Regions from separate parts of the Homo sapiens genome. Here region 2 is linked to region 1. A link is an interaction called in ENCODE POLR2A ChIA-PET data of the cell type or tissue named here. Cell type or tissue: GM12878. All regions are shown on one strand. Each heading gives the region's core, and the rest is flanking DNA. Links, peaks and the distances in the headings are about the cores only.

Evidence for each region. Peaks named below come from ENCODE experiments on the same cell type or tissue, not always from the same donor. Only the 100,000 strongest peaks of a DNase experiment are listed, where the experiment ranks them.
Region 2: POLR2A ChIA-PET joins it to region 1 with 10 read pairs; 2 of 35 experiments call an interaction of 5 or more read pairs at or near these places.

The regions. Positions count from the first base shown.
Region 1 is chr12:92,999,008-93,007,154 of GRCh38, forward strand. It overlaps LINC02413 (long intergenic non-protein coding RNA 2413), which reads left to right. Exons shown (of 4, transcript XR_945212.3): 2 at 4,730-4,966; 3 at 7,087-7,222. It overlaps LOC643339 (a long non-coding RNA gene), which reads right to left. Exons shown (of 5, transcript NR_040096.1): 4 at 5,507-5,591; 5 at 4,751-4,816. Among named protein-coding and RNA genes, the nearest start is that of LINC02413, 12 kb to the left of the region's middle. In GM12878, for the core only: no CTCF peak of the experiment used is centred there; no DNase peak of the experiment used is centred there.
Region 2 is chr12:94,672,267-94,680,413 of GRCh38, forward strand. No RefSeq gene overlaps it. Among named protein-coding and RNA genes, the nearest start is that of TMCC3, 26 kb to the left of the region's middle. RefSeq lists enhancers at 3,704-3,813, 4,404-4,513. In GM12878, for the core only: no CTCF peak of the experiment used is centred there; DNase peaks (open chromatin) are centred at 3,985 and 5,652; H3K27ac peaks cover 2,702 bases.

The DNA of each region.
Region 1 (8,147 bases), core at 1,840-6,839:
TTAGGCCACCTGACTTCTCTCTATGGGCGTGGTCTCCCCCATTTGTCTAGGGATAATACTCAGAATTTGAAGGTCTCCAGACCAAAAATCTAGAACTCAGCACAGGATTGTGATTCCTCCTTGTACAGTGCTGGCCCTTAGGGCTAACAGCCGAGCTTCTGCCATGCATGTGACCCTTTCTTTTTTCTTTTTCTTTTTCTTTTTTTTGACAGGGTCTAACTGTGGCCCAGGCTGGAATGCTGCGGCATCATTACAGCTCACTGCAGCTTCGACCTCCCCAGCTCAAGTGATCCTCCTGCCTCAGCCTCCCGACTAGCTGGGACCACAGGCATGTGCGACACCAACCAGCTAATGTTTTTTTTTTTTGTTTTTTTTTTGTTGTTGTTGTTGTTTGTTTGTTTGTTTTTAGTAGAGATGATGTCACATTATGTTGCCCAAACTCATAGCTGGTCTTGAACTCCTGCCCCCAAGTGATCCTCCTGCCTTGGCCTCCCAAAGTGCTAGGATTATAGGCATGAGCCATTGCACCTGGCCAATGCTTTCTGAAATTACCGTTTCAATAAACTGCTTTTTATCCCCATTATTCTCTAACTGGAGTACCTTTATATTTTTTTAAAAACATGTTTAAACTTGGGATCTTTTCATCCATTTTGCATATATCCTCATGCAGAGACTTCTCCCCACCCATACCCCAATACTAAAATTACAAGCCTGTGGCCTGTCCATCTTTCTGTGGTGCCCATTCTTGCCTGCCGAGGACTACCATTTGCTCCTGACTCAAGTACACTGCCCACTTATTAGTGTGCCCACCATTCCCATTAGACACTTGCCAACCTCCCCCATCCTCTTTGTTTGCCTGAACCATGTATCTGTTTGTTACCTGTCACAGTATCTTTATTTTTTAAAATTTATTTTAATTGTAAATTGACAGATTATAGTTGTATATATTTATGAGATTGTTGTGGCTCAGAAAACAATATCCCAAAGTGAAGGCCTCAGAGGTAGCCTCAGAAGCAAGTTCTCTCTGACCTTCTCCTTCCCTCCTGTCTCTGGCCCATCAGTCTCCCCCGAGGCTAGCCATAAAAACTATAATCCTTCTTCCCCAAGGTGTGTTATAGAAACTAGAACTCCTGTTCCTCAAAGCCAGCCATAAAACCTAAAAACATTACTCTAACCTCCTGCCACTCCCCGACCTTCCTGTGTAAGACCTGGCCATAAAGAAATCTCTGACTTACATTGTTTAACGATAGGTCATAAGACACTCATTCCAAAAAGGGTTCTGCCTCATACCTGGAAGGAAGACAGCTGCACAGAGAGGCCAGGAAGAACCTTAACAGACAGGCCTTGCTGGGATTCCCCACTCGGTCTATTTCCATAAGATTATACCTTTTCTGTCCAAACACAGTTCTACACTGCGGTCCATTCTTCATGGAACCTAAGTATAAAAATGGATGGTTTTACCTGTATCTTTGGGTCTTCATTCTAAAGGCTCCCATGTCATATAAAACTATGATTAAATAAATTTGTATGCTTTTCTCTTGTTAACCTGTCCTTTTTTATAGGAGTGTCAGCTTGGACCCTCAGGATGGGGAGAAAAGGGATCACCCCCTTTCTATCCCTATGAGGTACAAAGTGATGTTATGGTTCTCTTTTTCTTTTTTTTTTTTTGAGACAGGATCTGGCTTTGTCACCCAGGCTAGAGTGCAGTGGCACAATCTCGGCTCAGTGCAACCTCTGTCTCCCGTGCTGAAGCAATCCTCCCACCTCTGCCTCCCGAGTAGCTGAGACTACAGGTGCACGCCACCAAGCCCAGCTAGCTTTTGTAATTTTGGTAGAGACAGGGTTTTGCCATGTTGCCCAGGCTGGTCTTGAACTCCTGGGCTCAAAGCGATCTACCGCCTTGACCTCCCAAAGTGCTGGGATTATAGACGTGAGCCACCAGGCCCAGCCCATGATGTTATGACTTATGAATACAATGCGGAGTAATTAAATCAAGCTAAATAACATATACATCACCTCAAATACTTTTTTTTTGTGGTGAAGACATTGGAAATTTACTGTCTTAGCAATTTTGAAAAGTACTATACACGATTATTAACTACCTTCACCACGCAGTGCAATTTATCTCAAAACCAAACCAAAACACAACCTTGCTCCTCCTGTCTAACTGAGGCTGTATACTTTGACCATCAACTCCTCATTCCCCCAGCCCCCAGCCTCTGGTAACCACCATTCTACTCTCTGTTTCTATGAGTTTGATTGTTTTAGATTCCAAATATAAGTGAAGACATACAGTATTTGTCTTTCTGTGCCTGGCTTATTGCACTTAGCATAATGTTCCCTAAGTCCATCTCTGTTTTGCAAATGACAGAATTTCTTTCTTTTTCAAGGCTGTCACTGTACCTTTAAAATGCCATGATCTGTTAACCAGTCTTGTCTTCCTCAGCATCTTGTCTTTCTTCAGCACTACATCATCTCCTCAATATTTTTCCATCCAATATTGGCCAAAATATTATAAGCAATTTTATCAAATGCTTGCTGAAATCCAATATGTGATGGTGGTGACTTCCTCCGGCATGTAATCTACTAATCCTATCAAAAAAGGAATGTTTAGCTTGGCACGCTTGGTCTCAGTGAATCCGAAGTAGTTACCACTGTTTACCTCTCCTTTCTTTAAATGCTTGCATGTCAAATATTGTTCCATTCTCTGGAATGACTTTTACCTGTGAATGGAATCTTGAATGTCATTCTACAGTAAAATTCTCAACCAAAAAAAAAAAACAAAAAAAGCCACTGATTTCTAGTCATCAATCTATAAACACTAAAGACATTTTACTAGTTCACATAGCAAAAAAATTCTGAGGTAGGGTGGTTTCAGGTTGGTTGATTCAGCGTCTCAATAATATTATCAAAGACTCAGATTCTGGCCAGGCACAATGGCTCATGCCTATAATCCCAGAGCTTTGGGAGGCCTAGGTGGATAGATCATTTGAGCCCAGGAAGTTGAGACCAGCCTGGGCAACATAGTGAAACCCTGTCTGTATAAAAAATACAAAAATTAGCCGGGCATGGTGGCATGAGCCTGTAGTCCCAGCTATTCAGGAGGCCAAGGTGGGAGGATCACTTGGGCCTGGCAGGCAGAGGTTGCAATGAGTGGAGATTGTGGCACTGTACTCCAGCCTGGGTGACAGAGGGAGACCCTGTCTCAAAAAAAAAAAAAAAAAGACCCATATTTTTTCCATATCTGTGCTCTGCCACCATCATTATGATGGCCTTATCTTTGGCTGGTTCTCTTCATGGAGGCAAGGGAGCTATGGCAGCTATGACCTGCTTTTCTACAGGTCTTCTTTTAGGAGCAAGAAAAGCATCTAGGAGCTCCCCTTGCCTGACCTGCCACGGTTTTATTTCACAGAACTGGGTCACTTTCCCCCTCCAAACCAGTCACTGGCAAGCTGAGACAGATCAGAATTTAATCCCGAGACATACAGGGAAGAGATGGGTAAACCCTTGAAATTGGCTGTTTACCAACAAGAGAAAGTCGACAAATGCTCTGGGCTAGGAAACCCTACTGTCTGGTCCAGACTGGAGGAATTACTGTCTAATTTGGAGAGTGGTCATATTTGAAGACGGTTACTGATGAAGACCTATTAAAATAACATGGACTTTTTATCTATTCAAAACAGCTTAAAACAGGACTGTGTCCAGAACAAAGGGGTAGATTAAGTTATCTCTAAAATTCCCGGCCAACTGTTTAATGCTGTGATTCTGTTCTCATTGTTTTCACTGTGGAAACTGCTTGCAATTTGGAAGAGTGCGTGTCAGCAATGTTTGTGCTGCCAGCAAAAGTGAATAGTTGCTGATCTGTGTGCATTTCCCCAAATAGCACATTTGTGGAAAACTGAGTCATGGGGATTCTAGGTACTGTGAATCCATCATCTGCACAATTTTCTGAATGCCTTACATCTTAGACACTGGCGGCTTCCCTGTAAATAAACAAATTGTAATGAGACAGTTGACACATAACATGGGATTGGCCAAAGCAAAGCAGGTTTAGCTAACTGGTTTTCCTCTGGCAAATTGTTCCTTTTTTTTTTTTTTTTTTTTTTTTTTTTGAGACAGAATCTTGCTCTGTCACCCAGGCTAGAGTGCAGCGGCATGATCTTGGCTCACTGCAACCTCCGCCTCCTGGGTTCAAGCGATTCTTCTGCCTCAGTCTCCCAAGTAGCTGGGACTACAGGCGCGTGCCACTGTGCCTGGCTAACTTTTGTATTTGTAGTAGAGACAGGGTTTCACCATGTTAGCCAGGCTGGTCTTGAACTCCTGACCTTGTGATCCACCCTCCTCAGCCTCCCAAAGTGCTGGGATTACAGATATGAGCCACCTTGGCCGGCCATTGTTCCTTTTTATTTATTTTGCCCTGAAAGCAGATGATGGTGTTAAATAAAGCAACAAATTAAATGTGGATGTTAGTGCTGCAATGGAGGAAAACTTGCAGAAAAATTGACCTGACTTATTTAATCAAGTGCAGAGACATTACTGTGCTACCTGGGGAGCTATTCAAATACAATACAATCTATATGCCTTCCACCTGAGCAACCAAGTTCTTACAGCGCTAACTAGAGAAGGTGCAGGGGAGGGGGGGAGGACTGGATAAAGTTATTTTTGTGGCAGTTAAGCTTCGATTACTTGTAGATCCATAAATCATCAGCCAAGGTTCTCTTTTCTCCAGCAGTGAGCACAGGGAGGAGGAGGTGCATGCAAGCGATACTGCAGGGCCAGAATCAGAATCATCAGCACGTAGCAACTGATTGGATTTCTGGAGCAAGAAAGAAGAGTTGAAGATAATGTTGAACTTTCTCATTGGGAGATTTTACTAACATTATTGAGCAATTACTGCATGATGGATGTTACGCTAAGAGCATTCTACAATTATTATACCTCTTACGTCTCCCAGTAGTTCTGTTAAGTAAGTACTATTGTTTTTGTTTTAGAGACAGAGTCGGCTCTGCCACTCAGGCTGTAGTCCAGTGGTGCAATCTCAGCTTACCATAGCCTCGGGCTCAAGCGATCCTCCCACCTCAGCTCCCCAAGTAGCTGTGGTCCCAGCTGGCTCCATATGAAAAGCCTCTTGCTTCCTTAATTACTAACCAATGGTAATAGTTTTTTTCTTTTTTGTTTTTTTCAAGAGACAAGGTCTTGCTCTGTCACCCAGGCTGGAGTGCAGTGGTGGTAACATAGCTCACTGCAGCCTTGAACTCCTGGGCTCAAGGGATCCTCCCACCTCCGCCTCCTGAGTAGCTGGGACTACAGGCATATGCCACCATGCCCAGCTAATTTTCAAATATTTTGTAGAGACCAGGGTCTTGCTAATTGCCCAGGCTGGTCTTGAACTCTTACCTCAAGCAATACTCCTGCCTCAGCCTCCCAAAGTGCTAGTACTTCAGGTGTGAGCCACCACCCCCGGTGACCAACAGTAATTCTACACTTCAATCTCTTGCATCCTTACCCTTATCTTGTGTCCTTATGATCATCATAAATAGCTCATTTGGCCGGGCACAGTGGCTCATCCTGGGCAGCACATGAAACCTCATCTGTACAAAAAAATATAAAAATTAGCCAGGTGTGGTGGCACATGACTGTGGGCCCAGCTACTTGGGAGGCTGAGGCAGGAGAATTGCTTGAGGCTGGGAGGTCAAGGCTGCAGTGAGCCGAGATCATGCTTCTGTACTCCAGCCTGGGTGAGAGAGCGAGACCCTGTCTCCAAAATAAAATAAAATAAAATAAAAGCTAATTTGTCTCAGGCTTTGAATTAATCTGCATTAGCTCATGTAATTGTTGCAATAACTCTATGTGGTAGGTACTCTCAGCCCTGTTATACAATGGGTTTGAAATGACTACTGATATACAGAGGTTTGAAATGATGTTACTTGCCCAAGTCTCATGGTGAATGGAGGAGCAAGGAATGGAACTCAGCTCATTTAACACCAAAGGTCTGACCACCACACAGCACTGCCCTCTTTAGCCAAACTAATGTTTTTGTCTTTCTTACTTTTGACCCATTTTATTCCACCTTTCTGAGGTATTTTCAGCATTTTCATTAAGCTAATGAATACAACAATTATTTAAGCAGCTAATCCTTAAATATGCTTCTATAAAATGTCCTTTTAGTTTCATTTTCTCCTTATCACTCCCCAAACCCACCAGACCTACACTTCATATTTTCCCAAACGTGTATACACAAGGCATTCACCTGCTTTTATATGATGTCCTTTCCTGTTCATCTCAACCTGGTAAGGTTAAGAAGGAAAATGATTTTACATATCAGAGGGGAGAGTGCTACAAAAGAATATGAGACACAGACAATTTTGTAAAAAAAAAAAAAAACAACTTTGTATGAGATACCTTATGTACATACACAGAACAGTTAAATCCTGGGCAACATGAAAAAACCTCGTCTCTACAAAAAAATACAAAAATTAGCTGGGCATGGTGGCACAGGCCTGTAGTCCCAGCTACTTGGGAGGCTGAGGCGGGAGGATTGATTGAGTCCTGGAGGTCGAGGCTGCAGTGAGCCATGATTGACAGAGTGAGACCCTGTATCAGAATAAATAAATAAATAAATAAATAAGAATATAATAAGCCAAAAGTGAAGTACAGTGAATGACTAAGTGTTCTAAAGAAAAATAAAAGCAACAGTCCATGGAAGAGGTAGACCTTAAGGATGAGTGGGATTTGATGGGAAAAGGGTGGAAGCTAGAGTGAAGACAGAAATCAACATCTCATTACTGACAGCTATTTATCAAGCACCTCCATGTGTTTGGCCATTAAATTAAAGTTTTGAGGATAGAGATGGAAAAGCTGCTTGCTGTCTTTCTCCCAAATACTCTGTGTTTGGGAAAGGCTTAAACAGATAGCAAAATACACAGTGACACAAAGAGGCACACAATACACCGAGCAAGAGTTTCAGGCATTCTGAAAATGCAGGGGACATATCCCAGTAAGAATGGTAAGCCCTGGGACAGAGGGTGAGCGGTTTACATGGATCAAAGGGCTCGCTCATGATAACAACAGCCTTCTCTAAGCCAGGCACTGAATACTGTGGATACAAAGAGCCCAGAGTCATCAAGAGGAACCAGGAACTCTAACATGATGTGTGGAGCAGGCTATGCAAAGAGGGGTACCTCTCCCAGTCAGAGGCATCAGAGAAGGCTTCCTGGTGGAGGTGAGTAGGAATCACGTGCAATCGTGCAGGCGAGGCGGGGAGAGGACACTTCTGAGCAAAGAAACTGGTTAGAAAATGTACTGGTGTGTAGGGAGAAAGAGGGCCTCCAGGTCACTCAGGGTTGCTATGAGAGCACGAAGTTTAAGGCCAGGAGCAGTGAGATGACATGGAAGAGAGAGGTGGTGACTGGCTGCCTTAGGGAGCCTGGGCTTGATATTGAGCCAGGAAAATGTTTTAAGCATCCTTTAGGTTAGGGAGCTGTATGAATTAGATTCAGGTTGAGCCAAGGTTTTAGCAAGCTTCAAATGCCAAACTGAGCAAATCTTCCCTCACTGTGAGTTTGCTGTGATCACTGTTCTTATGGTTCAGAGAATAACTGTGCTGTAGATATTAGGCTCAATTCAAAGTGGAGCTGCTGAAAAATTTATTAGTGCTGGAGTGCATAGGATGCTGTTCATGCATGACTAGCATTTCAAAGGGCTGTAGATTAAAAGTGAGAGGTCTCTGAAGTCCAATTTCAAAACCCAGAGCCTCTCCGCCACTTATCTCCTACTTCGCACCAATCCTGGAATGAGTCTATAGACCACTGTAACTTCTCCTTCTCAACTTCCACATCTTTTCTTCTCTTTCTATTAGCAACCTTTATATTCCCTTTGGGTGTTTTCTTTTTCTTTCTTTTACCACTTATGATGCCCACATGGTCATACTATGGGAAATGCAGAGCTGAATCCCATTAGAGTCCATTGAGAGCCTGCTGTGCTCCAGGCATTGTTTGGGGCATTTTAAAACATTATCTCATTTAATTATCCTAGCAACAGTAAAAGGCGGGTGTCATTTTACATGAAGAATTCGTGGCACAGACAGGATAAATTACTTGCCCAAATTCACACAACTAGTAATGGACAGAGGTTTTTCACATAAGCTT
Region 2 (8,147 bases), core at 1,963-6,962, 1.7 Mb after region 1:
TGTTAATGGTTTCTGGATTTTCCAATTAACTTGCTCTCAGAAGAATTTATCTTTAGTATAAATAACAGAATGGTTCATGGTCTGTAGATATTTTCATCTACACATCCAAGTATGGTATCAATTTTTAAGTAGGAAACTTTTTTTTTTTAAGCATTTATACTTTTAAAGCCTAGACTGTAGAACTTTTCAGAACAAGGTGTGTGGTTCAGCCTTCTTTTTCAGATGAGGAAACTTGAGGCACAGATATGTAAAATGGCTTGCTACTTGGTAGCAGAGCTGAAGGAATAGGCAGTAGAAGAGGGAGAAGAGACTCTGCAGTTCGTGTGGGCACCTGCTGGGTGGCCAGGTTCTCATCTTTGTGGCTTCACAAACACACACCTTGCAGCCAGCATCCTTGTCACAAACTCAGGCTAGCAAGGCTGAGACGGAGACAGGTTAGGACAGTGGCCCGCTGTCATTCACAGTAAGTGATTTAAACCCAAGTCTGTCTGATACCCCAGACCAACCCTTTTCCATTTCCCTACACTGTTCCCTAAACAGAACCAAGTTATATTATTGAGTTTAAAACTGATATTTATAATGGCATTAGATAAAGTTAGATTCAATAGCTTCTCCAAACCCTAGGTTTATTTTCTAGTATTCAATCTCTGAATTGTTATTGGTTTCTGTTTTGGCAGCATAACTGACATTTACTTAAGAAAATATGAATTAATACATATTTAGGTGTAAATCAAGTGAAAGCCTAGCTGTTTGACCTTAATTAATCATTAATGGAAAAAATTCCCTCATCCTTTGAGCCTTTCTATTTTGAATGCAATTATTTAAATGAAAATGTAGGGCAGTCCTCTTTACCATGTCTTACCCGAATAGGAAATTCACGGAGTGTATCTCATACGTCCATCCCCAGTGTTCACGGTGAGAGACATGAAAAGGTACAAGAATCAGTCAGCTAGTAAGTGATTCAAACTCAAGACCACCTGACACCCGAAACCAAGCCTTTTTATTATCTAACGTTTCCCAGGTAAAGGAAGAAATACATACAAGGATGTATAGAATGCACCTTTAAGACATTATCAAGCATATTCAGATGTAAAAGCTTCTTAGAACCTTGTGCACTGGTATTCAATTTCTGTGAAGCTATTCGTTAGAAATAGTTTTACTTAGCAGAGAGAAAAAAATTATAGTTATTTTATATAGTTAGGTAATTAATTACTCACCCACAGCTAAACTCGCTGCCAAACACAGGTGGACCACAGGGCTATGAGGCCTAATGCTTCACACCTATTAACCCAAAATGCAGTGGACACAAAGGGCATCCTTAACCCCCATATGGTAATTCTGAACTGCACGAGCAATTAAGTAAGAGTGTGACCTATTACCACTGACATAAAAACAGCTCAAAGGCCATGTACTATTTACTATTCATAGGAGTCCCGTGGCATACATTGGTTTTCAAAAGACAGCAGGTGACATTCATCAGCAGACTTTCTGTGTCCCTCTGCTCACACTTACAGCACAATTTTAGAGTCTCAGGTTAAGGCTGTTTTTCCTTAACAATACTCAATTTTCTTCTGAATCACTGAGAAAATCTAAGTCTACCGTGGGGTCATCCTCAGTAGACTGGAAATGGGGAAGAGAATGTGAGCTTCTTTTGTTTTTATATCCTCCTGTCCATAATTAGGCAATATTTTTAAAAGAGAAAAACAAAAACGTTCCAAGCACAATAACCTTGATGCCGTTCTGTAATCCAGAGTGGCATACTGGCAAACTGGGTTATTATTTTTTTTTAATTTCAGATAACCTTCTCTCAATTGTCAAGGGTATATTCAGCAAATCAAATCGACTTCCCTCAGCATCATAAATCCCATTTGTATCCTAGTAGAAACACACATTTCCTGAGAAAGGGAGCTGGGTCTTAAAAAAGGAAGTTGAAGTTTTTAAGCTGGAGATAAGGCATTTCAAAAGGGAAGAAACTTTTGGCAGGACTCGAGTGCATCCTGCACTAATGGAAATTGGAAACCCATCCTTCATTTCATGAACATTACTATACAAAATGTAAAACATATTGGTACCACAGCAACCAACTCTGCATAATGTACTTGCAGCTTCAAATGGCAACCCTGGGGGAGATAAAAGTTGATTTTTTTTTTTTGCTATCATGAAATGTTGGAATTTCTTAATTCCACAGATATTAGCAAGTGTATATTTCATGCCAGGAAATGTTCTTGGCTCCAAGGATATAGCAGTGAACACAATTAGGTTGCTGGCTTCATGGAGTTATATTTGGAGGTGGGAAATTTTAAAAATTACTGTATAATATAGCAGATTAGAATATATAGGGATGGTATAATATATATTATGGTATATTAGTATATATATTTATCATTATTACATGTGTCACATATAGAAACATAGTATATAATACCATATTATGCAATATAACAAAATATGTCAGGTAGATATAGATCATATCAGATGCTAGTAAATTTTAGAAAGCAGAGAAAAGGGGATAGATGAGTGTTGCATTTCTGAATAATATGTTTTGGGAAGTTCTCATGGATAGGCTGGGACACCTAACTAGAGAACTGAAGGAAGTGAGGGGGTGATACATGTAGAATATCTAGAAAAAGACCATTCTAGGCAAAAGGACCAGCAAGTGCAAAAGCTCCAAGGAAGGGGAGCACTTGATCCATTTGAGGAACAACAGCAAGAAAACCAGCATGGGTGGAGCAGAGTGAGCCGAGCAGGAGAGCGGGGAGGGTGGAGATGAGGTCAGAGAAGCAGCCTGGGGTTAGAAGAACAGCAGCGCAGATCCTGTGGCATTTTCTGGCAGAGTAAGGACTTTTTATGGGGGGGCCAGGGTGGAAGCCGGGAGGCTGATCAGGAGGCTATTGAAACAGTTCAACGTTTCTCTGCATCTGTCCCAGACCGTTCCCTTCCCATCTTGCTTTCTCTCCCAGACCACTGCTGGCTTTTTTTTTTTTTTTTTTTTTTTTAGATGGAGTCCCACTCTGTTGCCCAGGTTGGAGTGCAGTGGAGCAATCTCGCCTCACTGCAACTTCTGCCTCCCAGGTTCAAGCGACTGATTCTCCTGCCTCAGCCTCCCAAGTAGCTGGGACTACAGGCGCATGCCACGACACCTAATTTTTGTTTTTTTGTTTTTTGTTTTTTTTGAGATGGAGTTTCGCTCTTGTAGCCCAGGCTGGATTGCAATGGCACGATCTCGGCTCACTGCAACCTCCGCCTCCCGGGTTCAAGCGATTCTCCTGCCTCAGCCTCCCGAGTAACTGGGATTACAGGCTTGCGCCACCATGCCCAGCTAATTTTTGTATTTTTAGTAGGGACGGGGTTTCACCATGTTGGCCAGGCTAGCCTCGAACTCCTGACCTCAGGCGATCCACCCGCCTCAGCCTCCCAAAGTGTAATTTTTGTATTTTCAATAGAGACAAGGTTTCACTATGTTGGCCAGACTGGTCTTGAACTCCTGACCTCGGACGATCCGCCCACCTCAGCCTCCCAAAGTGCTGGGATTACAGGCGTGAGCCACCTGCCCGGCCATGGAGCCTCTTGCTCCTATGTCTCTTCTGACCTCCAGCCTTACTCACCCATCCATCCAGTTCATCTACACATGGATGGCTCAGTATGTTCAAGTGTGCCCGCCTTCCTCCATGCCCCTCTGGCTCCTCTAGGATCCCACCTTTCAGCAAATGGCACCACCACTTAGTTGCTTAAGACTTCTCTTGGGAGTGTCCCTCCTTTAACACCTCACATCCAGGGACTCACATCCAGAGTCCTGTTGCCGCAGACGCATTTCATTTCCTTTCATGATAACACAGAGGAGTAGAAGGGGCCAAAGGCATAGGAGGAAAACAAGAAAATACAGTGTCACCGGAACCAGGGGAAGTGTGTTGATAAAAGCAGTGGTTAGCATGTACTTCTCACTGTAGCAGACACTATGCTCACCACTTCCCACAAACTATGTCATTTAGACCTCGCTACAATCTGAGGAGGAAGGTGCTACGCCCATTTTGCAAATAATTTAGAGAAGTAAATTTCCCAAGGTCACAGTGTGTACTAAATCCCCTAAGAGAAATAAATTGAGTCTGAAAAACTCAAGTCCACTGAACTGAGTCATGTGGAGACCACCGGTGACCTTAACAAAAACCTGGCCAGTGTCCAGCCGGAAGAAGAGTGAGAAACAAGAGGGAGATGAGAAAATAAGGACAGGAAGTTAGCCAACTCTCTCCAGGGTTGGCCTGCAAAGCAGACAAGGAGGAAGATAAGGCTATAGTTGAAGGGAGGGCAGAGGGGCTGGGCACGGTGGCTCACGCCTGTAATCCCAACACTTTGGGAGGCTGAGGTGGGTGGATAACTTGAGGCCAGGAGTTCCAGACCAGCCTGGCCCACATGGCGAAAGCTTGTCTCAAAAATAAAAACTAAAAAAGAGAGTGCTGGGGGAGTGTCTAGGGAAGGTTTTATTTTAGGTGACAACAAAGTAATTTAAATTTCTAAAACTCAACCCCTTTGCAGAGTGTGGGTTAGCATGTCTATGTGAGCAATCAGCACAGAGAAGGTATTTGTTTTCTCTGCTTCCTGCTCCAAGGAAATTCAGATTTTGCTTATGAGTTTGGTTTAAAAAATCATTGGCTATGCATAAAATTTGCGTCCCATATCCTAGAAGATGGGAAAAGCTATAGAACAGAAGGTGTATAACTGGGTCAACAAAATAAACAAAAAGAGGATCTACTCTGGTTTTCTTGGGAAGCTGAAAAATCAGTGCTTTAGAAAAAACCAGTCAAGCCAGACTATTCTGTCACAATGTGGTGGAGAAACCCCAACACTGAACCCAAAAGCAGATGACCTAGTGGGCTGCTCTTTCCGGCCAGCCACTGTCTAGCTTTGTCATCTTGTATAAGTCACTCAATTCAGGGTCAGCATCCTCTGTGGATCAAGGAGCTAATATTTATTATGCCACACTTGGTTCTGGGCAGAATCAAACAACTGAATCAGCCAGAAGATTGACAGAGGATGCATGATTTCAAACAACTGAAATCAGCCAGTAAAAACGCTTTATACAAATGCAAGGTATTCCCAATATCTATCATAATTGAAGGTAAGCATTAAAAGATACTTATGGGCTAGGTACAATGGCTCACACCTGTAATCCCAGCACTTTGGGAGGCCGAGGCAGATCGCCTGAGCCCAGGAGTTCGATACCAGCCTGGGCAACATGGTGAAACCCCATCTCTACAAAATATACAAAAACTAGCCAGGCATGGTGGTGTGCACCTGTAGTCCCAGCTGCTCGGGAGACTGGGGTGGGGGGATCACCTGAGCCTGGGAGGTTGAGGCTGCAGTGAGCCGTGATGGCACCCCTACACTCCAGCCTGGGCAACAGGGGAGACTCTGTCTCAAAAAAAGAAAGAAGATATTGTACACAGTCTGGAAGCAAGCTGTTTGGATACATGTACATTCACCAACTGATTCAAGATTTTTAAAAAATTCAGTGATAGCTTAACAATGCCAGATATATAACAACAAACACCTGCATATTTACTTTTCATTACAGCTGGTGCTGTTGAAGCTGATTTCCAGTGAATCAGGTTAAGCCAGGCCTAAACTTGTGGCCATGACTGGTCTGTGAAAATGCTCAAAGTGTGACATACTTTCAGTTTGCTCTGGATCTCACAGCATACCAATTCAGTACACAGGTCCTGCCACAGAGGTGTTTCTGGCCTGTGATTTAATAAGCAAAGAAAAACCAGTACAGCCAGTCTAATTATTAGAGCAGCCAAGCTTTCAGACTCTCTTAAATACTTCCAACATCAGGCCTCCCTCAGGCAGGGCAAGATTACACATGACTCCAGCCCGGTACCAATTCCCTAACTGTCCATTTCCTATGGAGACATGGATATGGCCTTCTCTAATTAGAGGGACAAAGACAGAAGAGAACCATTATTAGGACTTTACTTTTTATCCCGTTTTAGTTCTAAAACATTCAAGTCCTGCCCTTCACTGATCACTATTACAAATATTAAAATGGGGGTAGGAGTGGTGGATTAAGTGCCACAGAGACCGAATGCATCAATTGTTTCACTTATGGAACATTCTGGGCTCTGAGAACCTCGGAGTAGGAGTGAATCAATCGTACATCCAAGCAGATAACAGCTCAAATCACCAGCTCAGCACAATTCTTCTGGGCACCCTCTTCTCTATCTGCAAAAAGAGACTGGCTTTCCTTCCTCCTCTTGCCCTCCCTCCTGCCCCCACCCCACCCCCGCCGCGCCCTAGGCCTGGAGTCTAGGGCTGCCCAATGACAGGAACACCCAAATCAGCACTGTCTTCTGGGCTGCGTTGGCTTCTGTGGTTGTAGCTAGGAATGGCCAGCAGGGCGGGGGTTGGGTGGGGTGGGATGGGGGCCGTGGGGGTGGCTGCACAAGGAATCATACACCTTTGGTAATACACTTACCGTTTACAAAAAGTTGAGAGTCCACATAACCAGGAATGTGTAATTCATGCAGCTTCCTAAAACTGCCAGGGAATTATTCTTGCCTCCAAGTCAGCCCTGGCTAGGATCGTAAGTATTATAAATGCAAAAAGAATAAAAAAAAGACAGTGCAATTCTTATTTAGTGGGTATTCAGCTCTCAAACCTGAGGGATGGACTAGGAGATTAACATGATGCTCACCAGCCTCTGAGACCTTCCACAAACGCCCTCTGACCAGTCTTTCCCACCTACCCTCCTGCACTCCCGCACCCTCTGCCCTGCAGTCATTCTGCCTCACTCACCGCGCCCTGCACGTGCCTTGCCTCTCCCTTTGTGCTTTTGCAGGTTATGGTTCCGCTGCTGCATAGAATAATCCCTCCTCTCTCACAGAAATTCCTCCCATCTGGGCCCAGATCAAATGCTCCTCCTCAAAGAAGACTTCTCTGATTGCTAGGAGCAGTATCTCCTTCTTCTTGCCACAAATAATATTTTGTTTACAGCAATAATAAGAGCTACTTATTGAACACATACTATGGGATGGGAATCCTATGAAGCACTTGATACATTTTATTTCATTTAATCCTACTACTATTCCTAGTTATAGGTGAGAAAGCCATGATTGAGAAAGGTTAAGTACTATCTCTAAAAGGGCAGTGGCGACACTGGACTTGGTCAGGCAGTTGGACACCAGAGCTCCCACACTCTACTACACGTTGCCTTATACTGTAATGATTTGTGCAAGGGTCCCATCTGCTCTGTGAATTTCTGAGGTCATATATCTTCAGATATCCCATTATATGAACTCATGGCTTGGCCTAAGTGGTCACTGGAATTGGAGCAAAAGTGCACTTAGAGACAGGTTGCTATGGCTGATTCTTCCAGGTATGCTATTTTATCTTTAACCCAGCTCTGACCTTTAGGATGGGTCAAGAGCAGCAACTAAAATGGCCTCACAAAGTCAAGGATCCAAGACCCAGGAAGCAGGAGAAATCTGACCCCTGGAATGCTCTGGAAGCACTGAGGGGCCCCACAGGATATGGGCACCATTGTGTCCTAATTTGGATAACAGGTACCTGAGACATACAAGCCTGTCTCTGTGCATATCAGCTAGATCTCTTAGAATGGTGAGTCCCGGAGCCAGGGGCAGGGTAGCTTTCTTTTCCAGTATATAATAAATGCACACTTGTTGCAGTCAATGTTTCTTCAGACTCGGTTTTCAGTCTCCCAGAGAATAATAAATTCTTGTTGAGAGGATAAGACAGCATGGCTCAAAGGTTAAAAGCAAATGGGCTCAATGTTAAACAGAATCAGTCTGAATGAGTCCAACTTTGCCCCAGTATTTGTGATCTAGGACACGATACTTAATGTCTGTACTTCAGTGTCCTCGTCTGATAATAGAGATAATATCACCACCCATTCATTCATAAGGTGACTAGGAGGACAGAGTGAGATAATGCATGTAAAGTGCTCACTATACTCCACTCAAAAACGGTTAGCTCTTATTATTTAACAATTGCTCTTTTCACTAATGCTAATTATTGTTGTTGGTTAGTCAATTTATAGCTAATGAGAGTACATTTTCCATCTGAAAAATTCTTTACTAAAATTCACTGGTTAGTGTTACTCTTTTCTGCTCTACAGAGCTAGCAGTGAATATAGA